2 separate regions of the Homo sapiens genome follow, and region 1 is linked to region 2. The links are chromatin loops, found by intact Hi-C in ENCODE. Cell type or tissue: PC-3. All regions are shown on one strand. Links, peaks and the distances in the headings refer to the core of each region. The heading gives the core; the rest is flanking DNA. Region 1 has its middle 130 kb from the start of TMPRSS15. Region 2 overlaps MIR548XHG (MIR548X host gene).

Evidence for each region. Peaks named below come from ENCODE experiments on the same cell type or tissue, not always from the same donor. Only the 100,000 strongest peaks of a DNase experiment are listed, where the experiment ranks them.
Region 1: a loop joins it to region 2, with 4 times the contacts of the local background. A loop is called at or near these places in 2 of 110 quality-filtered maps.

Annotation. Positions count from the first base shown.
Region 1 is chr21:18,521,396-18,537,621 of GRCh38, forward strand. No RefSeq gene overlaps it. Among named protein-coding and RNA genes, the nearest start is that of TMPRSS15, 130 kb to the left of the region's middle. In PC-3, for the core only: no CTCF peak of the experiment used is centred there; a DNase peak (open chromatin) is centred at 8,056.
Region 2 is chr21:18,587,740-18,603,965 of GRCh38, forward strand. It overlaps MIR548XHG (MIR548X host gene), which reads right to left. Exons shown (of 4, transcript NR_109925.1): 3 at 1,788-1,881. Among named protein-coding and RNA genes, the nearest start is that of MIR548X, 90 kb to the right of the region's middle. In PC-3, for the core only: no CTCF peak of the experiment used is centred there; no DNase peak of the experiment used is centred there.

The DNA of each region.
Region 1 (16,226 bases), core at 3,067-11,066, 67 kb before region 2:
GCTCTACTGGCCTGCCTTGTGTTTCAATAGCATGTCAACCCCAGCTGGCCTGCCTTGTGTTTTACATGGCATGTCAGCCCAGCATTTCTGTTGCTAGAAAGCTTTCCTTTTCTTTCATATTTAGAGGGATAAGGTTTTAACTGTTCAGCATCTGTTCTTAAAATGGCAATATACTCTCTGTGATTATTTTGAGAAAGCCATTTTGATCGAAATATTGGGTTCTCTTTGCTTTCATTTCCCTGATAGATCTCTCAGCTCACTCTCCCCAGAACTGACTCTGAAGAGCTGACAAAGCAATAACTAGTTGTTACAGAGGAATTTTTCTCTATTGTGGGTGTTATTTATTTATTTTGTTTATTCTAGTAATGATTTCTTGTCCACTTCAATTTATTAGTTTCAAAACGAGTGAATATAGACATAGTGGAATCTTTGCTATCCCTTGGTTAAATTCTATCCCGTGATATCCCTTGAAAGAGTAAGGAGGAGGTCTCTCTGTTTCATGAGGAATTTAAGCAAGGTGCTCAGAATGAATCACCTAGAAGAGTATAAAGATTGCTGTAGATTTCTTAAGTACTAGTTTCAAACAAATACCATCAAAAAAAAGAGTAATTGCCAACATGTGTGCCCTTAACTCAATTTCCTACAGAAAGAACAGCTGAAAAAAACTATTAAAAATCCATTACCTGTTGTTTAAGAACCAAATAGCATTTTTCAGAAGTTTCTTATCAAGCAATTGAATGCAGCAGGATGATGTACAGTGGGAGTGAGGATTAGGCTGGTATTGACGTTTTGCTTCCTAACTTAAATGATTCACTAAATTCACTAAATTAGATCAAGGAATTTAATTTCTTTTCAAGCCTTTATGAATTTTCTCTAATATAGAAATGATCCAAGACAGAACACTCAAGAAAATTAAACAGAGACAACAATTTAGAGAAAAAATTCTGCATAGTACCCTGTGGAGGGCACTCATAGACCATCAAACAGATGAGTGAGAATTTCTTGGCCAAATCTCTCAGTACCTTTTTCAAGGCAAACTCAGATTTGTTCGCTATATATCTACAATATATTCAGGAAGCAAGACTTGAATGGCAGAGCTAAGACTAAACTGAAGGCAACCACTCTTTATTAAGGTCTTGTAAGCACTTTTATATACTTAGAATCTAGTCTTGGTGTTAGTTATTCGGTACGTTCAGTACCTATAAATTTTTAAATCTACATCTGACATGAACAGAACTAAATCCTAAAGGAGAAGATCAATATTAAACCTGCCACATTTTAACAGGGGTCATGTTGCATATGACAGAGATAAAAAGGGCTCAGGGCAATGCAGTGTCTTTCAGAACAGTGAGAGACGGGCTGTCCCTGGAGTAATCAAGGTCAGAAAACTGCCAGGTCTTTCCCTTCAAGGCCAGGGCAGAAAGATTTTCTCTAGCTGCTGAAAGGCAAATGAGTGGGACTCACAGGTCAGCACAATCACTGCCAGCCCACAATCCGAACCCTTTTATGACTAAGCAGTAGAGATGCTGAGGGGTGGCTTCAGAGGAGGTTTTAGAGCTACCTTCGAAAGAACAATAAACGAACATTCAGTTTGTGTCTGAATGTTGTTTTAAGCTATTTAAATAAATGCACAATCTAAATAAAAATTAAAGTGCATTCTAGTAATAATAACTTTAAGACACTCAACAAGTTGAGTGCTCTCAAGCTTCACCCCATTTCCAAGCAAACTGTACACATTTAAATCCCTCCTCTAAGCAACTGCCACACGTAGGCGTAATATGATTAAAGTGAAGAAATCTATTTTTTTCAGGAAAGAAAAGGAACAAAAATAGGCAGACCAAAGATCTTATCCTTTTAGACTACTCTAAAGACAAACAAAAACACACCACAGAGATAAGAGCATTGAGGAACATACACGTATACACATAGATGTAAAAATTTAAGGACGATTTCATCTGTAAGGATTATGAGAGAGTTGGTGTTTCTGGGTGGAGTGTCGTGGAGGAAGGAAAGTAGCAATTATAAAGTTATTTTTAACATATGGAAAATTAGCAAAAATTTCATGATCACTTACTGAAATGCCACCGAATTGATAAAATAAGGAAAAAGCAAACTGAAAACCATCTGATGCCTAGAACATTATCTACAAGTGTTTGAAAATTTCAGAAGCCAGTATGTTTTTTTTCAGCAATACTCATGAGTACTCTTGTAACTTGCTGGGTGCTATAACTTGAGAAAATATTAAGAAGAATATTCTTGAAATTTTTATTTCCACATTCTTCTAGTTCTAAAAATTAATAAAAAATTTGGTATTTTAAAAATTGCTAAAGAAAAGCTTACTTAGAGATTTTTATCAAACTATCAGCATCTAAAACTAACTTGTGACAAATGGAGTTGCTTACAGTGAACAAAATGGCCAGTCTCTTGTAGTTATTTTTATATCTGAGTTGTAGATTTTAATCTACCAAATATATTGTTTCTCTCTCTCTCTTTCTCTATCTAAAGAACATGTAAATCAATGAAATAATAGATAGCCTATATTGTTATTTATTTCATTAAAATATTATGGCAGGGTGAATTGTTGAAGAATGAATGGGAAAGCCTCATCGCTCTCAGGAGTGACACTAAAGAGTTTGATAATTAGTACTTCAAGGTCAAGTGGTAAGTAATTGATGAAGCACTGCTTGTTATAATGTTTTTGACGAGAGGATTAAACTGAAGTGCACTTAATTTTCTTGGCTGTTTAAGTGTAGTTACCACAAAATAGACAAAATAAGGTTTCATTATGCTTTTTTTTAAAAAATGATATGAGATTGTAAAGTGTGATAATGCATTAAGCTTTTATCTTCCATCATTAGTGTGACAGTCAAAGTAAAGGCAAAAAGATGATGCTGAGAGCCAATGTTATCCTTATGGGACACAGTGATGCACTTTAGTGTACATTAAAACATACCTGAAACACTTGTCATAGTTGTCAGACCCTATTTATTGGAGCGCTGAAATCTGAATCGAAGCTGCAAAATTGAATGAAAAACAACTGGCTACATCAGTTTATCACTGAAAAACAAATGGCTGTATTTGCTTCTTTGCAGTTCCAAACATGAGCTCAATACAGGAGACTCTAGAGCACCAGAACCCTGTAAATCATGACATATATGTCTGTGCCAGCCGCTGATAAACTGTGCCTAGCTCTCCCAATGAAAGTAACAGATAGACCTCTGAAAAGCACCGAGATGAAAAATCAGACAGGAAAGCCACTTCTTCTAATGCTAAACTTTGCCAGGACAGGGAGGTGCCTCTAGCACTGTTGTACCGTTTCCTCCAAGAGAAAGTATTTGCAAAGCTTACATTTTCAAACAATCCTAGGAATGTATCACTTCATATTTTCAAAAGTTTCTTGGAGAAAGATATTTTGCAGTGTCCTACATGAACTTGAGTGTTTGTCTCTGGAACTTTTAAGTTTGATTTCACTTAGCGCTGCTTGCACTTCAGTTGAGGCCATTTTTACTTGAAGCTTAATTAAAGCCATTGTCCTCAGGGACTAATACGCATCAATACTCTTTTCCCCAAGGTCCCCAAGTCATATAAGGACACCTTGAATCATTCTCAGTTAATGATACCTGCCACAAGAATATTTTCTCAAGATAGAAAAATTCATATTAGTTAATGTATCATCTTAGGCACACTACCAAATCGGTTATAATGTTGCCTTTCCTATTTTTACTAATACCTTTTTTCCATAGTTTCTGGATATAGAAGCTAAGTGGAAAATATTTTAAAATATGGTTTACTTTTATTTAGAAATTAGCCAATGATTTATTTAGAAATTAGTCACTATTATATAAATTCTGTCATTAAGAATATTATCAAAACATTTAAAACTGTTTTTCAATTTTCTCAAGATAATATAGATTTAAACAGTTAACAGGTCAATGAAAAGGTTTGAAACTTTGTGCTTAAAAATTAAAAGGATAAAGGAAAATGATGCATAATATTTATTTGCAGCTCAGCCAATAAAATCTGATGAATCACGAAATTGCCATAACAAGTTTATTTCTATGTTGTTTTGTAGCTGCTTTTTTATGCAGTTTTAACCTAGATGAATCAAATGCCATATCACTTGTTATTCTTTTAAAAAGAACCTTTTCAAATTATTGCATATATATTTAAAAATTCCTTCACTTGATATATGGTTATTGTGGAATATACTTTTACATGTATCAGTTACTGTGTTTCTAGTCACAAATAATAGAAATTCTAATCGAAACTTTACTTAAACAATAGCATGGATTTATTATTCTAGGTAATTACAAAGCCTTTTCTTTTCTGTCTTCAGTGATGGTGTCAGCTTTATCCAAAGCCTGGACTTAAAGGGAAAATGGTAACAGTGTTTCCAGATTTTATGTCTGTGTGCCACACAGTTCAGTAGAATTTGTCCCCCAGAAGCCTCCAGCACTAGCCTTGCTTAGGCTGATTAGCTGAATTAAATCCCATGCTTATCGATATATATGGCTCCGATTATGAAATTCAGCTAATTATTTTAGGTCTCAGCCACATGCCCCACTCCTTGCACCAAACGGGGTCAGTTTCTTAAAAAATTAGAGGTTCAATAAGGAAGGCTTCAAGACCTAAGTGAAAACTAGGGTAGTTGGTAGTCACCTAAGTAACTATTGAGGTAGTCTCTTTGAGGTAGAGACTGCATTTAGGTGAAGCAGCCAAAAAATAAAATGAAATAAAATAAAATAGCCCAATTAGACTTACCCACCTCTTTATCTCTCTCTCTCTTTCTCTCTCTCCCTCTGTGTATGTGTTTGTGTGTGTGTCCAGAACTCTCTTTTAATGAGAAAAAAAAATGACTAGAAAATTACATGGAAATCTGCTTCTCCTAATCTCGCAATTGCTTAACCATAGCAATCCTTCCTGCTTTTTCTGGCAATAAACTTTTTATTTGACAATTGTTTAGATGTATAGAGAAGTTGTGAAGATATTTTAATTATTTGATGTATCTCACATCTAGATTTCCTTACTGTTTATCTGTTAAATTACTGCAGTATATTTATCAGGATTAATGAACAATTATAGATACATTATTAATAATTAAAGCCCAGATTTATTCAGATTTCTTTAGTTTTCACTAAATGTTCTTTTTGTTTTTTAATGCAGTCATTGTGTCTACTTAAGTTCCACGTGGCTCTGATAGTTTCTCGGACTTTCCCTTCTTTGGGTAAACTTGATAGCTTTGAGGAATCAAATGTTTTTAGAATGTCCCTCAATTAGCACTTGTCTGATTTTTCCCTCATGATTAGATTAGGGATTTTAAGAGAAAGAACACAGAGGTAAGGTCCCATTGTCATCACATTATATCAAGGTTAAACACTGTATAACATAACGTTTGATGTTAAAGTTGATCATCCAGCAGAGGTAACATTTGTTAGTTTTCTCCACTGTAAATTGACGTTTTCCCTCCTATTTTTCACACTGCATTCTTCGGAAAGAAGTCACTATGTGCAATCCATATTTAAGGAGTGGGGTTATGCTTCATCTCCTCAAGGATAGAGTATCTACATAAATTATTTGGGATACTGCAGAGATTTGTCTATTTTCCTCCAATCATTTGCTTATTTAATCATTCATATAATTATGGATTCATTAATATTTACTTTAAACTTTGGGTTATAATCCAACACTACTTTATTTATTTTATTGTATAAATTGTTCTACCTTTGGCCAGCGGCAGCTGGTTCAGTTGACTCCTGTTTCTCATTGCCATTTCCCTGGCCCGCTGTTTTCTTTTTTAATTTCTAGTCTACCTGGAATTGTAATCATTGCCTTAGAGTGATGATTCTCAAATGTGGTCCCCTGACATTTGACATCTGAGGACTTGTTAGACATACAGGCCTCATCCCAAATCATCCTGCTGAATCAGAATCTCTGGGTATGGTACCTAGAAATCTGTCCTTTAATAAACCCTGACAGTGATCCTTATGCAAGGAAAAGTTCCAAGACCAGTGCCCTAAAGCATCATGAGAAGAAAAGAAGAAAATTTTTAAAAGCGTAAAAATTGGACACATAATAATTGTACGTATTCATGGGGTACATAGTGATTTTTTTTTTTTTTTTTGAGGCAGAGTCTCGCTTAGTCACCCAGGCTGAAGTGCAGTGGTGAGATCTCAGCTCACTGCAGCCACCGTCTCCCAGGTTCAGCAATTCTCCCATCTCAGCCTCCCGAGTAGCTGGGATTACAGGCACCTGCCATCATGCATGGCTAATTTTTGTATTTTTAGTAGAGACGGGTTTCACCATGTTGGCCAGGCTGGTCTTGAACTCCTGACCTCAGGAGATCCGCCCGCCTCGGCCTCCCAAAGAGCTAGGATTACAGGTGTGAGCCACTGTACCTGGCCTACATAGTGATATTTTGATATATACAATGTATAGTGATCAAATCAGGGTTATTAACATATCCATCACCTCAAATGTTTATCATTTTTTTGTGTGTTGGGAACATTCAAAATCCTCTCGTAGCTATTTAAAAATATAAATTATATTGTTGTCTATAGTCACCCTACAGTGCTAGAAAATACTAGAACTTATTTCTCCTATCTAGCTGTAACTTTGTAACCTTTAACCAACCTCTCCCTATTCCTCTGCCCCTCCTCCCCTTTCCAGCCTTTAACTCATTCCACAGCAAATAATTGAAAAATAAAGTAAATAATTCACTCATATGCACTCAGCAAATACATTATATTCTGGATTTAATGTGCTGATTTCTAGTCTGAAGCCATTTATATGATCAATAATCTTTTTTCTTTTCTTTGAAGGACTTTCTTCAGTTTTAAATTAATTATCTGGTTACTTTTTTAGAAGTGGCATTTTAAATCCATTTATGTTTATTCAAAATTCTCTTAACTTTGAACATCATTCTAAAATCTCTAACAATTCTAAATTCTCTCAATCTTGGATATTCAAAATTCAAACATTCAAACATTTTTTTATCATGGGTTGTATTTCAATTTCATATAATTATTTGTGAGAACGAAGTCAGTAAAATATATCTGAGACCCCATTGAATAAACCAAGTGATCAGACAGCTTCTCTGAAAATGAATATTAAACTACTATCTTTGTTAACCTTGAACTTACTGGCTCTGTGTGTGTGTGTGTGTGTGTGTGTGTGTGCATATATATGTGTGTGTGTCGTTGGTCCCTCACCAAAGCAAATTAATATCACAAGAAAAATGTGGAGTTGCATTCAGTTTTGGAATAGTGTTGAAAAGAATATCAACTTATAGGAAAACTTTTCTATTCTGAGTCAGATGAAACTCATGGTCTTGTATATTCTAAGATTCTTTAAAATACTCATTTCAGTTACGTATAATATTTGATTTGGAATCACTATATATTTTCAATTTAAGAGATATTTTTAGTGGTTTCTTCATAAACTTTTTCAGTTTTTAAAATATTAATATATAGATATGACAGAAATAATTTACAATGACATTTACTTTAAACTGAAAATATTTCTCCCATCTCTAAAAAAAGCTTCAAATATGTGTCACCTGCTCCATCTGCAAAGGCCATTGCTAACTTACCACAGTACCAAGATACAATTTACAAAATTATATAAGTACACACACACAGACACACACAAAACTGTAATTTTCCAAAACACTGAACCTGTCCTTTAGCCTGTCATTTTTATACTACTATTTTCATATTTCATATGCTAGTTGTAAAGTACAACGTAATGGCTTCATGAGGGATTTATATTTCTACGAAGGACAAAATTGGTGGCATTAGGTTAAGTCTTTTCTGTTACCAATATGTGCTTTGACTAGTTTTTTATGTACACATGTTTAAACAAGTGGAATAATACACACTTCAAAAATGCATCTTTGAGTTGAGCTTCATTCTACAAAATCTGTAAGCCTTATGTCATGAAGAAGAGGATCCTAGCATTTATTAGGTCTGTTTCCTATTGTGTGAATCACACCTCCCAACCTCAAAGTATTCCATATGAAAACACAGCTGTCACTGCCAAGGACTTCAGTGCTTCCAGTTTTAGGCTGGATAATGTCTGTCTGCCAAAGCAATACATCAGTCATTACACAAGATGACTCACACCATCCGTGTCTTGGCAAGAATATACATATTGCTAACAATTGCATTTATCTGGAAAGCTTTAAGCATTAATGCATCCTTATTTTTATTTTAACCCCAAATTCTCAACCATAGGAATATTGTCAACTTTTCTCACAGCTTTACAATAAATCCTGGGTAGCTTTTTTAAAAACTACAACCAGAGGATAAATGTTATTCTTTAATAATGTTTGTATGATTTGTCCCTCAATATCTAAAATCTAACATTACTGCCAAAGTGTAATTCTCATCATAGTGTGTCTGTAGTTGCATCTCCTTTCGTGTCTATTTGTGGTTCAAAACATGTAGAATCCATTATTAGAGTACACATTTTAATTTTAAAAACATGAACAAAAAAAAAGCTTGCATGTAAATAATAAATCTGACACACCATGGTAGGCATTATTTTAAAACTAATAAATTTACAACTTACAAAATTACATAACAATATATATACTGAGCATAATAGATATATTGTGTACTACATTTCAAATATTATATCATTTAAAAGATATATAACATATAAATGATCCCTGCAGTAGTTTAAAATAATACTTAGTTTAAAATGGCAATGAATGATTTCAGAACATAAATTATTCATCAAAGGACATTTAATAGTTTAGTTCATCTGGTATAAAATTGACAAGGTAGTCATTAATGAGCTCAAATTATTCAGTAAATGTTAATACCCAGAACCAAATAATGGCATTTATTTCTTAGGAATTACTGCCTAATCTACTGGATAATATTTTTAAAGGTGAACTATGTCCTGCTCTTTTCCATGCACACACACTCACACATGCACACATACACAAACACATATGGCTTGAAATTGCTAGAAAAATATGAGCTTAATTATATGTTTTAAATTTTTAAATATGTATTAAATTATTTAGAATAATCACTGTGAGAGGACATGTATGTTGAAGTCTCAAACCAATAAACTCTACCAGTAAAATCTGTAATGAGGACATAAACTGTTAATTTTTGGGGAAAGAATAAAAAATAAAATAGGAATAAGAAAAAACATTGAAGATTGCCATATACATGAATGTACTAAGAGCACTAACAAACATTAAAGGCTCTCTGTTTAGTGGCCAAGAGATACTGGTTTTATAGAAAGGACAAAACAATACAGAATGGTCAGATATATGCCGATATATGTGGTTCAAATATAAAAACTATTTACTAGTTTTCAAATTTTACAAGTAAGTTATACGTTAGAAAAATGATAATTTTATAACAGAAGGGAAGTGATTATCTCCAGGAAAAACCTGAAGATATAATTTAAAATGTTTTAGAGTGGAAGTGGTGAGAGAAAGTGGTTACATACTCTTCTTTCAAAATGAAAAAAGTTAAGAATGTATTGAGAGTTGATGGAACAAAAATAGAGGATGCACATATAACATATCAATGCTATCTCAATAAAAATAACAATGTAAGAATTAATATTACATGGAAAGTAAGGATTTTAAAAGTGAGCCAATTCCCATTTTGCTAGGAGGTCACAGCATATTTGAGGTGGAGAACAATATGGAGGTTCCACAAAGAAAAATAAAAATAGAACTACTATAGATCCAGCAATCCCACTGTTGGGTATACATTTTAAAAAACAAACAAACAAAGAAACAACAACAAAACAGTGTATCGGCGGGTGCGGTGGCTCATGCCTGTAATCCCAGCACTTTGGGAGGCCAAGGCGGGTGTATCACCTGAGGTTGAGAGTATGAGACCAGCCTGGCTAATATGGTGAAACCCCATCTCTACTAAAAATACAAAAAATTAGCCGGGCATGGTTGTGGGTGCCTGTAATCTCAGCTACTTGGGAGGCTGAGGCAGGAGAATTGCTTGAACCTGGGAGGCAGAGGTTGCAGTGAGCCAAGATCGTGCCACTGCACTCCAGCCTGGACAACAAGAGTGAAACTTTGTCTAAAAAAAAAAAAAAACAGAGAGAGAGAGAGATACCTGCATTCCCATGTTTACTGCAGCACTATTCACAATAGCCAAGATACAGAATCAACCTGAGTGTCTATCAAGAAATTAATGGATAAAGAAAATGTGGCGTATATAGACACATTTTATACAATGGAATATTATTTCACCACAAAAAAGAATGAAATTCTGTCCATTTGGCACAACCTGAATGAAACTGGAGGACATGACATTAGGTGAAATAAACCAGACACAGAAACACAAATATTGCAGATTCTCCCTCATATGTGAGAACTAAAACAACAACAAAATGAACTCATGGAGATAGATAGTGGAATAATGGTTGACAGAGGCTGGGAAGGGAAGTAGGGAGTGGGGTGATAAACTGGAGATAGTTAATAGGTACAAAAATACAGTCGGATGAGATGAACAAGATCTAGCATTCAGTGATGTAATAGAGTGACTACAGTTAGCAATAATTTATTGTATATTTTTAAATAACTACAAGAGTTGAATTGAAATGTTTCTAACATAAAAAAAATAACAAAGCCTTAAGGTGATGGATACCCCGGTTTCCCTGATCTGATCATTACACATTGTAGGTCCTTAAAACATTACATATCCTTCATAAATATATAAAATTACTGTGTTATCATAGTTAAAAACTAAAAAATTAAAAAAATAAAGTGCTGAACAACAAAAACAAAAAGAATGTATGTAACCACCAGAAGAAACAGAAAATAAACTATGATAATAGTTGCCCCCTAAGTGTAGGCCTAATGGTTAGAGCATGGGGCCAACCACAGATACTTTTCATCATGAGCTATTTTGAACTTCTCAATTCTTTCATCCATGGGCATGAATAATTGTCTTCACATTTTTAAATGAAACCAAAAATCATTGCAAAACAAAAATAACATGGTACACATATAATTATTCATAATGGCTGAAACATTGAGAAAAATTAACAACAAAAAAATTAAACTAAAAATAATTAGCAGGGGAGATGGCATTAAAGACAAAGTAATGGATAATAATTAAAAGCTTGGGCTTTGGACTCAATCTTACCTACCTTCAAGTAATTATTTTCTATCAGCTATTGAGAAATAAAAATGAAATCCTAAGCCCTGCAAAGACACAGACTCTCTCTTTGCCAAGGAAACCCCAGAGACACCTTCAAAACTGAGTTGTTGGCCATGACAGGATGGGGGATGTCCGACACAGCTGATTTTAGCTCCTCCCTCGCTACCCACTATTGGCTTTCTTCCCTAAAGGCTAAAAAGAAACCAGCGCTTTGCAGAGACTGGCTCCACTTCTGATATCAACCAAACACCTGATGGTACCCCTTCTTTTTGTGGTTATAATAAAACAACCAACCAGCCTTCCTTCCTTATAAGACAGCACTGACCATGAAGGATGCATGGCAAGAGTGTTTGGGTCCTCTTCTTAAACTTTTGATAACAGTGGGTCAAAGACTCCACCCTTGGATAATGCTAACACTGCCAGTTTTTGAACTTGGGATCCGTGGAGAGAGGCATGAAACTCAACTGCGCATGCACGTTTCTCCTTTCATAAATATTCATAACTCCTCCTATAGCTTAATGAGTATGTATATTTGGTCACCCCATTCAGCATAAATTCTTGTCTTATTCTTTTCACACTTGAAGTGACTGTGTTCAGATTCCGGCTGGCCCTGTGCTTCCCAGCCTGTTTGCCACCCTGCAGGCTGCAAACCCTTGATGGGAAATAAAGCTTTCCTTTCCAAACGTATGAACCTCATCATTCTTTAGTTGACACTGTGTAACCTTGGGAAAGTTACTTAACCTATGGAGACGAGGGTTCTGATTTGTAAAATCGTAATAATAATACTCCATTCTCATGAAGCTGTTCATGGCACGATGGGATAATACATACATAGGCTCTTAATAATGTCGTAAACAGTACTAAAGAAACTATGAAATAGTAAGTCAAATATAGACTTAATAAGACTTATAACCAGTAATTAAAAAAATTACAACAGAAAAACATCTCTGTTTTCATTAAATAAGCAAATGCAGAAATCCCAAGAATGCACCTTTGTTAATGAGAGCTGAATGTCCTCAGTTACAGATGTAATTTTAAAATCTGGGACAAAACTATGTACCATGTATTGTTCTTTAAATCAGATAGATAGATGAAAATAACATATTTGAAATTTATATTGCAAAAGTTAACTGAAAAAGAGATAGAAACTTGATATAATTATAGCCATAGGAAAAACCATGATCTTTAAGACTTGGCTGCAAAAAAGACACAAGAACAGATAGTTCGCCAGTCAGTTTTACCAAATTTCCAGAGAAGAGTTTATCCCTATGCTATTGAGCATGGAGAATGTTTCAAAAAGAGGCCCATTTATTTTTACAAAAGACTCAAAAATATTTTGTATCTTTATTCACAAGTAAGAATAACAGTTCTCATATCTTTTCATTTCTTTCTTCTTTTTCTAATCTTTCACCTCTCTCCCGTCTTCATGTCCTCCTCCTTCTATTGATTCTTTTCATTTAAATATGTTTCGCAGATTTTTAGAGGATTAATAAAACTTAAAAAAAAATTAACACTGTTTTTTTAACTTGGTGAACCTTTCCATTTCTTATTTGGTGAATGGCCTGAACTTCTACTTTGATAGCATGCATACCTTTTTTTTAACTTGATGTTTAATAAAAGTTTTGTTTTTCTTTTTTCTTTAGCTATGCAGAGTATTAAGTTCAGTTCTCAAGAGAGCTGTAATCAAACACAACCTGATGTTTTACTTAATTTTTCTTTCCTCTTTTCCTGATAAAATGTTTAATTTCTATATGGTAATTATTTTTATGGTTACTATGTTCCATGTTATGTGTTATGTCTTCCCTAAGAATGTGAATAATATGTGATATATTTCCTATTACTTTACTTTTTTATATTTAAAATTTTATTATCTGAAATGTTTTACATATAAAATGAGTTAAGAAACTTTTTTTTAAATAGATAGTCATTGTCCTAATGACAATTTCTTTTTTTCTTTTTTTTTTTTCTTTTGAGTCAGTGTCTCGCTCTCTTGCCTACACTGGAGTGCAGCAGCGTGATTTGTCTCAGCTCACTGTAACCTCAACCTTCCAGGCTCAAGTGATCCTTCTACTTCAGCTTCTTGAGTACCTGGGACTTACAGGCATGTACCACCAAGTCCAGCTAATTTTTATTTTTATAGAAATGAGTTCTTGCCGTATTTTCCAGGCTGGTCTCGAACTCCTGGGCTCAAGCGATTCTCCCACATAAGCCTCCCAAAGTGCTAGGATTACAGGCATAAGCCAGGGTGCCTGGTCCCTGATGGCAATTTCTGAAGCAAATAATCCCTTTAGAATGGATTTTAAGTAAGATCCTCATGGCACTCCTGATTCCCATACATGCCTACATTAGGACCTTAGCTCTCTCATCTGGTTTCTGTTAGTGTAGTAATGTGTATTATCACAGCTTTATCTTCTGCTAAGCTTTCCCTTATTACTTTTCTTTTACAGCATTTAATTAATTTTACAGGTTTTATTCCACATAATTTTTAAATAAGTAGTCAAAGTATTTGAAAGCTCCAGTGAATTTTTGATTAAAATATTTTAGAATTATATTATTTTGGGAAAACTTTTAAATTTATAACATACAATCATGTAACCAAAGAACATGACATATCTCTGCATTAAGGTCTTCTTTGATACTGGAGTCACTGTATTTATAGAGTTATAGGTATTGATTGTATCCTGAATGATAGATGCAACAGAGGCGTCTTTGGAGAAACAGCAAGGAGAAAAAGCAAGTGAAACACTATTAGGACATATTCATACCATACATATAATGGAAAGCACCCTAGACTGTTACATGTCATGCCATGAAATTTCCTTTTTCAAAATTCTTTCTGGATGAATAAGGCAGACTAAGGGTCAAGTTATTCTGTTAGTAGATGATGCCTTAAGTATTATATACCTTTGGTGGGAAAAGTAATAGAGACGCTTAAAACTTGGGTCTATACTAGAGCAGTAGGTACTTCCTTACATCTACTGTACCTTAAGTCATTTTATAGTTTAATAAGCTATGAAAAATTTAGTAACAGATATTCTAGAAACACACTTATCTGTGCTTCTGCTATCATCAAATGATACTTATGCAATAGGCAACGATGATGCCTTCAAGTTATCCCTATAAATTATATTTACATTTTGATATCATCCTAATTGGTAGGAGGTAATTCATATATCTGTGCACCATGATATAAAAATAAAATGTGGTTTTCCCTACTGAACAAAAGCAAGTTTTTCAAATGTGTTTTATAGAATTAATGCATTACAGACAGAAAGGAAAAAATGGATTGGGTAGGTCAGTTATTGTAAAACTAAAGTAGTTAAGTTTCATATTTCTTGACAAAGAAACTTTGCTGGGTGCTGGTGGAACAAGGACAGAAATAATTTAATTCAGCTGGCACATTCTGCGTCTGCAAATAAACCAAAACATACGCACAGCGCTCCACATTGTTGCCTGTCATCCTATTATATGTCTTTATCATCTCTTTCTTGAACTACAATAATCTAGCTGGGTCCTTTGCTTCCACTTGTCCCTTTATAATTCTTCAGACAGTGACCTTTTTTAAAACAAATCAGACCATGTTATTTTTTTGTTTAAAGTTTTCTATGTCCTTTCAATAAAAACCAACCTCTGATCATGGCCCCAGTTTTCTGCACAAATGTTCTAGTCCACTTGATAATAGTCTTTCTTAACTTCTTTTATCATTCTTGGCTTAAGGATCTTTTTGTATGTTTTTTTTTATTCCAACTTGACTTTTTCCTCTAGATCTTTGTTAAGCTGATTTCTTCTAATTATTTAGATTCCTGCTTAAAATATCACCTTCTCAGAGAAATGTTTCTTGTCAGCTATCTAAGTTGCTTCCCCCTTTTTACTGTCATTCGGAAGTAGAACACAGTATTTTAGTTTCTTGGTAGCATTTCCTAGGTCATAATTTTTTTATTTACTAATATTTTTATTCTCACTGGAAATATTCACCATGATACTAGAAACCTTGCCTATATTTTTACCTTCTTACTCTCAGTCTATAGGATGAAATCTAGTATGTCATACAATCTTTGCTTATTAAATATTTGAAAGAATAAATGCAGAAATCCTCTGTCATCAGAGGTGATCAGTTTTTCTACGTAATCTAAAAGGTGTAAAAAGATCAACAAATTTATTCAATTAACTATTATGTTTTGAACTCTAATGGAATAAACACATTCTTAATCATTCCTTGAACTTTATACTAATGTATATTAAAGTTTTAGTAGTCAATGTGTATTTTGGTAGCTTATATTAATATTTAGCATATTACCAATATTTTCTAATTTATCTGGTTCTGTCATCATTTATTCCTGAAAAGCAGCTAATACTTCTCAAGCTGGCTATGAGCCAATGCATTTAAAAGAGGAGACTCTCACATCTCTTTATTCCTGATTTCAAATGTATATACACACATATATATTTTTAAAAATTATATTATATTAAAAAATTCAAAGGAAATAATTGTTCATTTGAATTTTTTAATATTGTTGATCTTTTTTCAAAATGTTTTTCTTTCCAAATCACTTTTTACTTAGGCTCCACTTATAGTCCCTAATATCCACCCAGACTCCTTTTATAGCTATGAACCAAAGTCTTCAGAATATCTCAATAATTTTACCATGTTTTTTATTGTAGTCTCTCTTCTTCCTATTTCTCAATCTGTTCTAAATCACAACCTATTTGTACCAATTTCTTATTCAATCACATTTATGTCTTCCTTTGCTTACAGGGACAATTTTCTATACATAAGGATGATATTCAAAATCTCTTCACCTAATTGGTCTTCTCTACCAAACTAAACATCACTATTTTTCAAACGATTCTCTCCTATTGACCACCGAACACATCATATCTAGAATTACTACAAAACAATCCTAATAAATTGGTCTTCCTTCTTTGAATAGCAATAATCCCAATTACTGGATTGGAAAATTTAAATTATATGTTACAATGCCTTATTATCTCACTCTTTATATGTTTTCTTCCCCAGCTACATGAAAAGCTATTACACAGCTATTATTTTGACTTATACTTGTTTTGCTGCTTTTT
Region 2 (16,226 bases), core at 3,957-11,956:
AACATTTCTCCAATAAATGCTCTATGTGTTATCTTTCTCTCATAATGTGCTTCTTGGAGAATCCAAACTGTATTGCCATTCCTTCATTCAAATATATACGGAACTATTTGTAGGGCAAATAATAACTGTTTTGTACCCAAGACATAGTTCTCAATGTGGTTGAATAAACCAAGTGAAAACAAAAATTATCCTGCTCACAGGGATCTAGGATGAGAGATTAGTTAAATCCGTGTAAAGAAGGCACCAAGTGATTTACATGTATACAGATGACTGACAATGGAGGCTCGGATGTGGAAATCTCCTTTATATGTTTCCTATCTCTAAGATAAGAAGCTCTTTTAAGGCATGAGTATGTGCTGCATCTAGTGACCTGAAAAAAACTGACACTCAACACGTAATTGTTAAATTGATCTCATGTTGGTTTGCTCAGCAAAAAAAAAAAAAAAAAAAAGAAAGAAAGGAAAAAAAAATCCAAAAGAGGCTCCCACAAGAGAGGCTCCCTCTCGCAATGACTGAGAATAACCACCAATTAATTTGAATGACATTTTATCTGTGGGTTTATTTATTAAATACATTGCCTAGATTTATTGAAACAATAATTATAGCTAAATAACTGTGAGGCAAAAATGTCAGTGCTAAAACCTGAAAAAAGTGCTGAGGTTCACACTGAAAGGAACAACATTCATAATTTCAAAGACTCTCAGATTGATTGGTTCAGCTCCCAAGACAGGCAGGCACTGCCCTCCATTTATAATCACGCAGCAGCTATTATATTCTGTATTTTTTCAATTCTAATTTGCTTCATCTCTAACATAACCTCTCTGCAAGGCTATTGCACAAGACATTTATTTATCTAGTTTTACAGCAAGTTGTTTAAGAAATTTTGAGATGGTTATATGGGTCACTTAGCACTTAGTCTAAAGGAAAGAGAGTTGTGTGTCAGTGTCCTGCAGTATCATTTTATTTAAAGAAAAAAATACCTGTTTTTAAGAGAAGCAAATAGTAGTGTGGTTCAATAATCTGTATATGAAGATAAATAATTAAATTGTTAAATGTATTGCTAAACAACTATTATTTAAGTTTTGCTAGACGAATATAAGATAGCCAAAGTAATTTACAAAGAACTCGATTTCACTGAATGTTGGGATTTATTAAATACATTATTCTTTCTTTTAACACCATTCATCAATGTGACAAAGAGGTCGTAGAGAGATGTTTGTTTCAAGGAAGTAAATGTATGCATTGAAAACTAGAGAAAGAGAGTAATGGTGATTACTATTGATTTTCAGGAAACTGTATTCAGTGGTAGAATCAAAACTGAGCAATTACATGATTAAAATACATTTTGAATCCCCCAACATGAAAGCATGATAATCATAAGTTTGCATCCAGAGCCAATATGTCATAAACATTTGAATTTTATTCCTACACCTACCACCCCCTGCAAATGACTGAGGAAGGATGTGAGGTTTTATTTCTATTCTCTGCTGTTTGTTCAATTCCTTTTTGAATCTCTTAATTAAAGACAGTTGATTAATGACTCACAAGCACTTCATATATCAAAAATGTCAAAGCACATTATTACAAAGAGATGTTTTTATATGGTTAGATATGGACACCTACGTTTCTCTTTCATTCTGATAGGTCTGGCATCTACTTTGTTAAAATAGTTTTTCTTTCCTTATGAAATGCAAAAACAATCTGAAATGAAGACATCATTCCAAAGGCTCAGTGTTTCAAAAATAAAAATAATAATCACATGCACATTACATTAAGTACCTACTTACCCTTTTGTTCTAAGTGAATCTTGGCTCTGCTGAGAATGCTTCTCTTTCAATCCTCTCAAATGCTAATGTTTTTTTCTATCTTACATTCTTCATACTGTAGGACTCAGAGAGGAAGAAAAAGTTATTGCTCTTTATTGTATGTCAGACCTTTCTCTTTTCCTCGTGTTTTGAATCTCAGGTCACCTGACAATTCCAGCCAAAAATCTTTCCTTTTGCAGTCATTTTCCCAATAACCCCCTTTTTCCGACTCAAAAACACATTCCAAGGCTTTCTTGAAGATTTTTGTACCTGAGTCACTGCCATCTCCTCAATACCACTGCTGTTACAATTTATGTCTTATATGTCCATAACAATGATCCTTCCAATCAAATGGACTCTTACTATCTTGACTTTTTTTCTCCAGTAATCTTGATCTCAATTCTAATCAGTCTTTCAGGCTATTCCCATTTCTTACACAGATATAGGCCTTGCTGTCAGCAATAATGACAACTTTTTCCCCACCCCAGGATCATTTATACATTATACATTATACATTAACTCTCTAAACATCACCCTTTATCTTTCCAGAACATTTCCCAAAATACCCAGCCTTTCACACCTCGACGGAATCTTACATGCAATTTCCCTGGTACATTTTCATTGAGAGTTTGCTTCCCATGGTCTCACGCTCTTCTCAAAAAAGTTAAATCCCATGGTTCATCCTTAAACACCATAGCTGAATCGTTTAACTGTCTTTGGATCCCTTCTTTTATTTTGCTTCTTTGGCAATAATCTGACACTTTATTTATCTCTATATAGTTGAATGTGGCTGGAGAAAAACACTAAACAAGGTAGTCTGGTACCCCATTACTTTCATGCCATTTACCTAAAGTGGACTACAGTGACTCCCAGCCACAGTCCAGCATTTCCCTGGTCCAGTCATTCTCCCAGTCTACTAGACGGCTGCTTCATTACCTTGCCCACTGTCTTCAAACCTCCAACCCTACACGAAATACTCACATCTGATGATTTTGCTTCCCTTCATACTGAAGAAAGAAAAATACAAAGAAGATTCAAAAATACACAAGCTTTCACTACTACTTTGACCCAATGAACTGGATCAGTGCATTACATTGTTTTACTCTCTTGTCTCTTTAGATAAAATATCTCAGCTCCTATAAAAAAAATAAACATTTACCTCCATTTTGAACTGATTCCATTCTCATCTTCTCAATGACATTATCCTGGAAACTCTCTATATAGCTCTACATTTTCATGCTCAGGGAAGTATACCCAGTGAGGCATAAAAAATACTTTCAATATCTACAACCTGAATCAGTCAAATCAGCTATAATGGAAAATACTTCACTCACAGGAAGAAAGTAACCACTCGATGCCCATTATTTTCACTGATCCAATCAGTTCTCCGGCTGCACTAGTCGAATAGGATAACCTTAATCTTAGACTGGTGAGCAATTTATGGTACTTTGATATCTTCCTTTTAGGAGCTTTGGGCATTTTAAATTGATCATATAGTGCATGGCATGCAGCATTAGAACAAAATTAGAATAGATTTGAATATTAAGCAAAGGGACTGGAGCAGAGGCCCAGATATCACCACTGGAGGCATCAAAGGGATAAAACTGTACTTCATCTCCTCCACAGGAGCATGCAAGCGTTTGTGGTTGTAGGTGGGTGCCTCTGTACTCTCTCCCAAACAGCAATCCTTTCTGCTGTTACAAAATGCAACTATTCCTTTTGGGGACTTCCAAGTCCTTTATGGTCAGTCCATATGTTGTGATTGCACTGACCACAAAGGTGATCATAGGAAAGCGTATAACTGAGGATAGACCAAATAAATTCAGTCTTATGATTTTATCTGGTATAATCAGAAGAGAGGAAGACTTTTTCACTGGAGATGGCAAGATAGTGGAGTACATATATGGTGTTTCCAGCGACTATTTTTTACTACTATATGTAAAGAGACATCTGTTAATGAAATCAGTAGATCTAAAAGATAATGAAAGACATTGCTGAGGATATTATTTGAGCATCTGGACTTGGTGCTTTCTAAGTCATTCTTCCCTGAATTTTCAGTTGATTGTGACAAGAGTTCAAATTTGAGTTAAGTTTCCATCGTTTAATCAAGAAAGAGTCTTGATTAATCCAGATATAAAGATAAAATAGAAGAGAAATGGACGGTATCCAAACAGGCTAAAGTGATAGAATAGTGGCTTCATGGCATTGTTTCTGTAAGTAACAGCTGACCAACAATTGTTATGGTTCTACATTATTTGTGGTTATACACAAGATAGTTTGAGTTTGGCATTTGGAAAAAGTTTTCCCTTTTACAATTTGAAAAAAGAAAGTATTTATTTAAACAGCAAATAGTAGACTTTATTAAACCATATGACCAACTCACTCATCAACCTCTTTACCTGACCTTTTTAGATAACTTCTCCCTCCCTAATTTTCAGAGCACCCACATTACTTAAATTGCTGTTGCAAGAACTGATAATTGTGGAGGTTATTGGTTATTGGTTTAGGAAGAGAAACTGAATAAATCTGAGCTGATTATTTCTCCTTCTGCAAAGTACGTCCTTCTGGTCAATCCTATTTATTCAATAATTGGCTCCCAGCTGAAGTTGAAGATCCTTTCAAAGGAATTTAAAACTTGGAATTAGGGAGAGAAAATTATTTGGGGGGTATAGTTGCACTGAAATATCTACATCTTATGTGTTTTTGGTTGCCTTATTCTAATGTGTAGAGAGATAGGTTGAGAAGAATGGAACAAATTGCAGAGACATCCCAAAGAAAGGCTATGATGACCTCCTTGTTTCCCCACAAGATCTAGGTCTCCAGTTGTATTCCTGAGGCCCTGAATGGGATTTCCTAAAACACTTCACCATCCTTTTAATAAATTTATTTTTCTGCTTAAGTTTTAGTGAAGTTTATTTTATTTCAACCAAAAATAGTCCTAATCGTAGGACAATTTACCATGTGTCAGTAAAGCATAAGATGCAGTAAGCTGATAGATATAAATAGTGGCATAAAAACTCTGTCTCAATAAAAGCATTTGATCAGATTTGTCATGATGTTTTTATAAACAAGAGGAGAAATTGGGATGATTTAAATCAGGGACTGTTCTTACCATTTCTGTGACAGTGAGTAAACGATGCTGGTTAATGATGCCAACTTTTTGATAGTTTACAGCCTTATGTTACTGGGTTGCACTCTCAACTTTGTCTCAACAGTTTTTAGCTTAATAACTTGAGTGAGGATATTGATAGCACGTTCATCGAAATCAAACATAACAACAAATGGGAGGTTAGTAGAATTTTTATTTTTTTTAAAAAAATAGCATACTGAACAGTATATTAAAATTTGAGATAATTATAAACCCTTTAATTATAACAAAAAAATCCCCAAGACAAATACAAGATAGGAATAGATGAATCTAAATAGCAGAATATGTAAAATAGTATTGATCATTTTGAATAAAATTAAGCTCACTTACTTCAGCAATATGATAAAACTATTAGAAATGCTCAAGCAGTGTTCAGCACTATTGATAAATGTATTGTGCCCAGGATAATGTCATAGTTAGAAGATAAATGAAAAGAGTCTTTAAGTAATAGCCTAATATAGTGGAATATATGTTGAGAATAATCATCTGGTTTATGAATTTGTAGTAAATATTGCATGTTTAGAACCAACCATTGAAATATTAGGATTGGTTATTGCGATAGTACAAATACTAAAAGAAAGTTGTAGAAGGAAGACCTAAATGTGGGTAAACTTCGTTAGCTGAATTTTTTTTATTATACTTTAAGTTCTGGGGTACATATGCAGAACGTGCAGGTTTGTTACATAGGTATACGCGTGCCATAGTGGTTTGCTGCACCCATCAACCTGTTCATGTACAAAATGTATAATTACATATCTGGCCTATTTACTCACTTACACCATTGAGCCCTACTATAATGATTGCAAGTTCATTTTAAAAAACCTAATCTAAAATGACAAAGGGAGAAGATATCAGTAAAATAACATAATACAGCTTTGAAAGATGGGGACATTTAATAGAGGGAGTAGTTAAAATCTAAGACCTACAAGAAGGATCTACAGGAAGAGGCTACACATGGTACCTACCCAATTTTCCCCCTAAATCCCTAAGAGGCTCCAGACTTCAACTGTCAGGTGGACCAGTGAGGTGAAATGGAATTAGAATGGAAGACAGACAGGAAATAAGTGTCAAATTTATGTTAAAAAACAAACCAGTGCATGCCTACGCCTAGCCACCTTTTCCTCACAGTTGGATGATAATCTTTTCATCTAACCTGAAGATTTTTGCTGTTTTCAATTAATGATTAATGAATTAGTTAATTTAATGCATTTGTCAAGCTATGGAGAAGGTGACAGCAGAATGAAAATATAAATCTTGCTGCTATGGGTCTGGACACAAGGCAATTAAATTCAAGTTTACAAACAAAACTTTGGAAGCTTTTGCCACCTTCTCTGCAAGAGAGATTGATACATACTATCTCCATTACACAAACTGGAAAAAGGTCTCTCACCTTTTTCTCATTAATGTACTATCATTAATGTATTATCATTAATGTACTATCTCTCATTACACAAGCTGGAAAAAGAAACCAGAAGAAGCATTCTTGGAAAATAAAGTTATAACATGGAAAAAAAGGAACCATGGTGGTGTGCTACGTGCGTATAAACAATATGTGCATAGTCATGATATTCTAAACGTTAATTCAACCATTGATTATGATATTGGTATAAAAGAACAATGAAAGTTGGGAAATTGAATTGAAAGTACTTTAAGTTTTAGCTTTTTTTACATCTCCACCTTACCACATACAAATATTTTCTCTTCCCCATACTCCTAGTATAAACATACTATAAGGTTTGTCCAATACTTATTGTTTAAATAATTATGGCTACCTAAATATGTTTATTACCAAGTTGCTAATGTACTTCCATTCTTATTTATTGCTTTTGTTTTACTGGTGTTATCAATTTTGCTTATTTGTTTGGTTAATTTCTATTTTCTTATTACTAAATCACTTTCAAACTTTCTAATGGAATTCTAAAATGGCTAGCTTTTTCTTAGTACAGTTCAAAAATTCATATAGTACATAAATCTATAAGGTATCATTGGTTCCATTTTGTCTTCTTTCCTTGATGGTTTTCTTCTTGAAGTTTTTCATTATCATGTTCCAGACTGAGCTGGCTGATCTCCAGCTGGCCATACTGCTGTTATTCTGGGACTTCTCTTTCCCATTTATTGTGGAATTCTTTTTGTGTTTCTTCTCTGTTGGCTAACCATTTCTTGGCTATCATGTATTTGTCTTTCTTGGGTTTGTCTCTAAATTTGGTGGAGCATAACCTTCAGAATCTTCCTGAGAAAGAGTGCTTAAGAAGTAAACATTCTCAGGACTTACCTGCCTAAAAATGTCTGTACTTTGCCCTTTCCCTTAATTGACTTTTTGGATGTGTAAACAGTTCTAGATTGAAAATCATGTAAGCCATTATTTTATTGTCAGCTTCTAGTATTGTTAAAAAACAATCATCCCAGTTTACATATTCTTGCTTTTTTCTTTATAGAGGTTCCAGTTTTATTTTTTTCCCATTGATTTTGTTAATTTGATAATTTTTTTTCCATTAAACATAAATTTTCTTAGTTCTGGAAAAAGTTATTTTATTATTCCCTTGCTATCTTTCTCTTCTTAATGTATTCAGTTTCCCTTCCTTTGGTATATCTATAGATACATCTCTTGATTTCTCTTCTGTTTTTTTCTTTTATTTTCTCTTCAATTTTCAATTTCTATTTTCGGTGAGAGATTATTTTCTTGAGCTATGCCCCAGATGAAAATATCACCCTGTAGTTGTAAATCTTTGCTTTTCTCTCCATATCCTAACTCTGTTGTTTTTGTTGTTTCTTATCTGATTTCATAAAGTCAGGGGCTTTGTCTCCTTTGTACTATGCCTGTTATATAATATAACTTCAAGAGCCTCAAGAGCCTTTTTTTAAGTAACATTATCTCTTAAATGTATTTCTAAATTTTTTTGGTTAAAAATTCCCATTGTCACATTTTTAATTTCCAGTGGCTTTTTCTTTATTCTTTGAATGTTCCTTTTATAGCAACCTGTTGTTTTCCTATGGATAGAATAATACCTCTTCTCTTTTAAGGATATTATTAGGTTTTATAAGTTTCCCTTTGCTCACTTTACAGTCTAATTCTTTTCCACTGAGTTTATTTTGCTGCCTATTTGATTGAATTCAATCTTCGTGTTGTGTCCTTTCTCAATATTTGGTGATCTTGGCTTTCTGTTTATATTTAAGAGAAGGGTGAAAAAAAATACATATCTGACATGAGACCAGTATGAATGGGCTGGGATTATGGGCTGATAAGCCTAAGGATCACCTGTTGGTAAATGGGCACTCCACTTAGATTCCCTTAAACGTCAGTATCATATGTAATTTCTCTCGTACTAGATGTCCATATTTTTCCTGGGTTCTGAAAGCCTTATTTGGAGTTTTCTGAGGGTTCATTTGGGGAAAAAATAAAAACAAAAAAATGATAAAAAAATAAAACCTTAGATTTTCCCTAGTATATATGTAGACATTCTTAAAGTTCCCTTATCTTTAGTAGATACTTCACCCCTGCAGTTACGGGGACCTGGTAGCTCTGAGTTTAAGTCTTTATGACTAAATCTTACCAGAGAGTAAATTTCCTGCCTCAGAATAGACTGACTCAATGAGTTGGCTGAAAGTTTCCAATATTCTATTTGCTGTTTTTGCAGGCTTTTAATCATTAATCTTATTTTTTTTTTCAACCTTACCAGCACCCATTTCTGCAGAAATACTAGTTCTTTTAGTTCTGAGTTTCTTCTGGGTTTAGAGGTGCATCACTTGGCTTTTTATTGGCAGTAATGTTTCAGATTTGCCTACTCTGATAAGTCAGTATCTTCTCATCTTCCTAGTTTTCAGCTTCAAAACATTGTTGCTGTTGTTTATTTATTATTATCACTCTATATCCAATTTGCTCAGTCTTCTTTAATGGCTTACCGGAGCTTTTAGGGGTTTAGTTAAAATGAAATCATGTGTTCTTTTTGCCATTTTTTTATTGTCAGTCTAAGCCTAGAAATACCATTTGACCCAGCCATCCCATTACTGGGTATATACCCAAAGGATTACACATCATGCTACTATAAAGACACATGCACACGTATGTTTATTGCAGCACTACTCACAGTAGCAAAGACTTGGAACCAACCCAAATGTCCAACAATGATAGACTGGATTAAGAAAATGTGGCACATATACACCATTGAATACTATGCAGCCATAAAAATGATGAGTTCATGTCCTTTGTAGGGACATGGATGAAGCCGGAAACCATCATTCTCAGCAAGCTATCGCAAGGACAAAAAACCAAACACTGCATGTTCTCGCTCATAGGTGGGAACTGAACAAAGAGAACACTTGGACACACACCGGGGCCTGTTGTGGGGTCGGGGGAGAGGGGAGGGATAGCATTAGGAGATATACCTAATGTAAATGACGAGTTAATGGGTGCAGCACACCAACATGGCACATGTATACATATGTAACAAACCTGCACGTTGTGCACATGTACCCTAGAACTTAAAGTATAATTTTAAAAAAAGAATCAATAAATACCAAAAATTTGAAAAAAAAAAGAAATTAGAAATTAGGCTTAGGAAAAAACAGCTAAAATGCTTCAAAGTAGCTGTTTCTATAGCTAGAGACTGTGGTTATAATATTGTCCTTGATTTTATAGAAGTCTTTTAGTAAAATGTGACATCTATTTTCAAATAATATGAACATATTATTTTGATAGAAAAATTAATGATTTAATTAAAAAACTGGTAAAAATTGTATTTTTTGAACTTTGCAAGTTGTTTTTTCATTGCAATTTTCAGACATGGTTGGACCAAAAAAAAAAAACTTTTTTAAAAACAATTTGCTGGTTACATAAAAATCATTCCCTAATATCAATTTTTGAATAATCACATAAAAAATGAATTAGTTGCAAGGTGGTTCTAACAGAGGCAGGGATTTAAGCTTGTCAATCCTTCTTCTTCTCGGAATTATATATAGAATTTAGCAAAGAAAATTTTAATAGAATCAAGTATTTTTATTAATTATTGTGAAGTTTACACCTAGAAAGCTTAGATAATAGGAGCTCAAATCAAGCTTTCCTTGAAGTGTCTGCAGAGATATTGATACTGCATGCTTATAGTCTAATCTGAGTGTTCCAAAGAATGAAGTAACTGACCAGACTTTGGTTTCTGCATTTGAAAATTAGCAACTCACTGTAGGTTCAATACGTTTTGACAGATTGGCTTTTGTATTTTTCCCAAATATTAAAACATAGCTTGAAAAATATTGAATGATTGATTCTACTTTTAAAAGCTCAGTTAGTATGAAATGCCAGAGATTGCTGAATGTCTAAAGACATTCAAATACATTGGGGGATGGAAGAAGCCTTACCTGCTTATAAGAGAGTATGCCTCTGGCCAGGCGCAGTGGCTCACTCCTGTAATCCCAGCACTTTGGGAGTCCGAGGCAGGTGGATCACTTGAGGCCAGGAGTTTGAAACCAGCCTGGCCAACATGACAAAACCCCGACTCTACTAAAAATACAAAAATTAGCTGGGCATGTTGCCATGTGCCTGTAATCCCAGCTACTCAGGAGGCTGAGGTGGGAGAATTGCTTGAAAATGGGAGGCAGAGGTAGCAGAATTGCTTGAACATGGGAGGCAGAGGTGGCGGTTGCAGTGAGCAGTGATCTCGCCACTGCACTCTAGCCTGGGTGACAGAGCGAGACTCTGTCTCGGGAAAAAAAAAATAGTAATGTGTGCCCAAAGACTTTTTCATGAGCAAACTAATAAACTAGACAACCAACCAACCAGACAGTCAAAAGACATACGTGTGTTTTATTATTATTATTATTATTATACTTCAAGGTCTGGGGTACATGTGCAGAATGTGCAGGTTTGTTACATAGGTATACATGTGTCATGGTGGTTTGCTGCACCCATCAACCTGTTACCTACATTAGGTATTTCTCCTAATGCTATCCCTCCCCTAGCCCCCGACACCCCAACAGGCCCTGATATGTGATGTTCCCCTCCCTGTGTCCATGTGTTGTCATTGTTCAATTCCCACCTATGATTGAGAACATGTGGTGTTTGGTTTTCTGTTCTTGTGATAGTTTGCTGAGAATGATGCTTTCCAGCTTCATCCATGTCCCTGCAAAGGACATGAATTCATCCTTTTTTTATGGCTGCATAGTATTCCATTTTCTTTATCCAGTCTATCATTGATGGACATTTGCATTGGTTCCAAATCTTTGCTATTGTGAATAGTGCCACAATAAACATATGTGTGCATGTGTCTTTATAGTAGAATGATTTATAATCCTTTGGGTATATACCCAGTAATGAGATTACTGGGTCAAATGGTATTTCTAGTTCTACATCCTTGAGGAATCGCCACACTGTCTTCCACAATGGTTGAATTAATTTACCCTCCCACCAACAGTGTAAATTGTTCCTATTACTCCACATCCTCTCCAGCATCTGTTGTTTCCTGACTTTTTAATGATCACCATTCTGACATGAGATGGTATCTCATTGTGGTTTTGATTTGCATTTCTTTAACGACCAGTGATAATGAGCATTTTTTCATATGTTTGTTGGCTGCATAAATATCTTATTTTGAGAAGTGTCTGTTCATATCCTTCGCCCACTTTTTGATGGGGTTGTTATTTTCTTGTATACTTGTTTAAGTTCTATATAGATTCTGGATATTAGCCCTTTGTCAGATGGATAGATTGCAAAAATTTTCTCCCATTCTTTAGGTTGCCTGTTCACTCTGATGATAGCTTCTTTTGCTGTGCAGAAGCTCTTTAGTTTAATTAGATCCCATTTATCAATTTTGGCTTTTGTTTCCATTGCTTTTGGTGTTTTAGTCATGAAGTCTTTGCCCATGCCTATGTCCTAAATGGTATTGCCTAAGTTTTCTTCTAGTATTTTTATGGTTTTAGGACTTATGTTTAAGTCTTTAACCCATGTTGAGTTGATTTTTGTAGAAGATGTAAGGAAGGGGTCCAGTTTCAGTTTTGTGTATATGGCTAGCCAGTTTTTCCAACACCATTTATTAAACATGTTCTTTTTATTTATAATTTTATTCCTATCTCAGGAAACTGTGCTTCACATTGGCCACACGTTTTTCAGTGCAATGTGTTATGTGACTTGGTCAATATTGCCTGGTCATTAGTGAGGTCTGCATTTTCTTTTCTTCCTACTCTTCCTACTCTTCCTTCCTTCCTCTTTCTATCCTACTTCCTGCTCTTTCTGAACATTGATTCCTTCACTTCCCATCTCTAATATTTAATGGCACAGCAGAAACAGTGAGGCTTTTATTTATATTCTTTTCAGTGAGGAGAGAAAAAACAATTCCTAACTGAAAACTTAGTAAAGTAGGAGGCCCATATAATAAGTCAAGTCTTCAAGGAATCAGAGAGAACCTAACTAATAATCTGGCCTTTCCCTTTGTTGGCGGGACCTTGCAATTTGGAAAATGGTGGCCTATTCATTCACTCAGCAAGGGTGAATACAGCACATATATAAGGTAGTGATTATTTTAGCATTCATAGCAAATGAATATCTTGATTCCCAATAAATGCCTGGCATCTCATTTTGTATCAGTGAAATATATGTAAGACTACTTCTGAATGATACATGATTGACTTTTTATATTTGAAAGAGTGTGGACAAGGGATTTTCTGAACACTTTGTGACATGGTTACTTTTTTAAATGGTAAATTTATGGTAATTTTCAAAATTGTGAAGAAGTCTAGAAAAAAGTAGCATTGAAATATAAAAGGATGTTCTCATTAAAACTTTGAGAAGCATATCACCTTGATTTAAAATTTAAAATGAATTATTTAAAGTATTTCTTCAGACTCACAGACCCTATCCTCTTGCCTAATCTTATTTTAGAATTTCCTGACTTAAGTAGAAAAAGGCTGTATTTTGAACTCTGTTCAAAGGTTAGGTTTTGAAGACCTATGGTTCTTCAGGTTAAATATGATGATTATACATAATATCTATCAACATTAATTTTAGAATTTGACTTATTTTTTAAAATCTACATGGATAGATTTACTTTTGTATTGGTAAACAAAGAACCTAATTACATGTGCTTTCCCAAGTCTATGGTTTCCATATTTGATTGTTTCATGTGAAAATGCATATTTTAAGATTCATTCTTACATTCACAGATGTATGTAAAACTATCTTGCTTGAAAATAGTGGGAGTGTCTCAAGGCATAAATGCACGTTTGATCATCATATTTGGTCTCCATTTTAAAGATGGCATTGCTTTGTATTTACTAAGAAAACACTGTAAATGTTCAGATTATGAAAGAGACAATTTTAGTTATTTAATTAAATTAACTTCTTTAAAGAGGAAGTGAAGGGTAGATATTTTTAAAATTATTCTTTAAAAATTCTAAAACAGATTTAGCATTTGTTTAGCATTTGTTTAAAAATTTCTAATTTTCTCAAAATATATATGAACTGAACATTTTATTAAGAAATTGTTTTAATTACTTAGAATCAGAACAGAATGCTAATAAACAATTTACAACCTTAGAATAATATATTTAACATAATTGAGTCTTTTGTTTGTTTGTTGATTTGGTAGCTGTTAACTTTAAGGTGCAGATGGTGAAATAGACTCTAACAGTGCTTTATTGCTCACACTGTCTCTAGAGTTTTAAGTTCCAATTGCACCTATAAAAAGGGGTAATTAGTCCTTTCTGTTTTATTGCTGTTAAGGGAAAAAAAGCTGTTTCAGTTAACTGCCAACTGGATACTATTCTAGATTAAAATCCTGGTATCAGTAACTTCTTCTCCTTTTCAAATTCCAAGTCAAGAGTTCAAAACATGTGAGAAATGTCACCTTCTTAAATATTACGGTCTATTAATTATGTCCTTGTAGTGAAGTTTATTGGTGCAATTAGTCGACAGGTAGGAATATCAGTCTTTATAAAATTATATGTGGTGGGGACAAGGTTAATACTAATTTCATAGGCATTAAGGATATATTTGAGTGTATTCAGAGATAAGCGAACCATGATATTAGTAAAATGACATCTTTTGATTTGTTTAAAAGTTTGAAAATAAGAACATACTCAAAGACTATTTTTCTTCACAAATCCAGTAGTGTTGGCAGATTGAAAATGTGTAATTATAATTATTTTCCATTTAGACATGTATTATTTTGATAGCAATTTCTCAGTAATATCAAATATAATTACCCAACTCTAGAAAGTAATTTCATTTCTCCCTACCTAGACATGTGGCTATAATATAAAAAGAATGATAAACATTTTGTTTTAATCAAAAGTACAAATTAGGTATTCTAGCTTCCAAAATAATTTTCAAGCATGTCAAAAAAATTCATGTCAAGTATTAGCTTAATTATTTTTAACTTTAGTGTTTAGTGCCTTATAGGTAAAGTGGCTTAATTCACAGAGGCTTTGAGATATTTCTGCATAACTTTTACTATTTCAAGATGTGAAAACAAAGAATCCCAAGGAAGATATATAAATTGAAAGGATCAACATGCCACATAACCAGTGATGGCATTAGCATTTGTTTGTGAATTATATTAATGGTTATAATTAGGATAATTTGAGCTTTTACATTAGTATAATGACAGTTTACTTGTAATGTTTTAGTCTATGTTTTAATTCCACCAACTGTGAAATGGAAGAAAATGTCAATACAAAGAACAAAGCAGAATTTGCATAGGAATGGAAACAACTACATCAAGACAAATGAATCTTGAATTAGCTCATGAGCTGAATAATGTCATGAGTTTTTGTACTTGTAAATTTATTTTTTAAATCCATATGTAACACGAAAGATTGATAAAGACAGCTGCAATTTTAATTCAAATAAGATCAGCTATTTGGCAGAAGAGGCAGAGGAAAGAAAAATAGATACAATGATTTAAGTGAAGTGAGAAAATCAAAGACAAAGTGAAGCACAATGAAATCATCATGTAAAATACACATTAAATGTAACTTCATTCATTTTAGAAAAAAAGTTTGCTTAGTTTGCTTTTCAATGTGTCTAGCATAGTTTATATGTATTAAAAAGTTTTCTTAGCTATCCTTCAATGTGGACATAAGAACATTAGAGGTAAAAACAATTTTTGCTTAATTTCCTGTTTAAGGAAACTTAGTCCTGTTTTTGTGTTGGTCAGCATTATGCTATCAGCACAATCTATTTTAGGCTATGTGCTATTTTGCCTTTTTTTTAAGAGACAGAGTCTTACTCTGTCACCCGGGCCAGAGAGCAGTGGTGTGATTATAGCTTACTGCAGCCTGAAACTCCTGGGCTCAAATCATCCTCTCACCTCCGCTTTCTTTCTGAGTAGCTAGGACTACAGGTGCATGCCACCACACCTGGCTAATTTTTATTTATTGATTGATTTTTGGTAGAGACTAGCTCTCGCCATGTGGCCCAGGGAAGTCTCAAACTTCTGGCCTCAAGTAATTGTACCTCAGCCTCCCAAAATGCCGGGATTACAAACATGAGACACCATGCCCAGAGTATTTTACCTTTTATGACAAAATCTCCCCCTGGCATACTAATTCCTACTTGGTTTCTCTAGTCCTCATTCCCTGTTGTGCTATACCTAACCCAGCAACCACAGCTCAACTGATCACATATCTACACTAATTATTAATAGGGGCCATCTACAAGTTGCCTGGATCTTACCTACTATCTATTGACAGATGCCTACAATACCAGCTCATTCACCTACCAGTGTTTCAGCTGGATTGTTTTCACTGAATCTGCTTGTTGTTGTCTTGTGTGAAAGGTCCGCTACAGTTAAGGGCTGCCTGCCAAGCTGTTCCTGTAGCCACTGCTGTTAGGCTCATAAATTGCCTTCTCTGTCTTAGTGGGGGGTTTCCCACTCTATTGTTAAAAGCATGCCCCACTCCGTTGCTTGATGAAATTCAATTTTATGGACAATATTCACTGATTCAAAAATAGTTATTGATCTCCTTTCTAAGCAGTTATAGGTGCTAATTATATAATGATGAACAAATAGACATAGTACCTGCTTACCTGAACCTTCATTTTAGTGAGCTGTATTATACACACATAAACAGATAAGTACATATGTAATTAAGATCTTAATGTCATAAAAAGATAACAACCTGGATGTTGTAATAAAGAGTATGAGAAATAACTGAATTTGAGAGGGCAGTCTCTGTAATTTAGACTTTTTGAAGAATTATCTATTATTATAATTAATACAATTAACAATCATAATTATTATATTATTACTATTATTATTATTACAATATAATAGTTGTGGACATTTTAT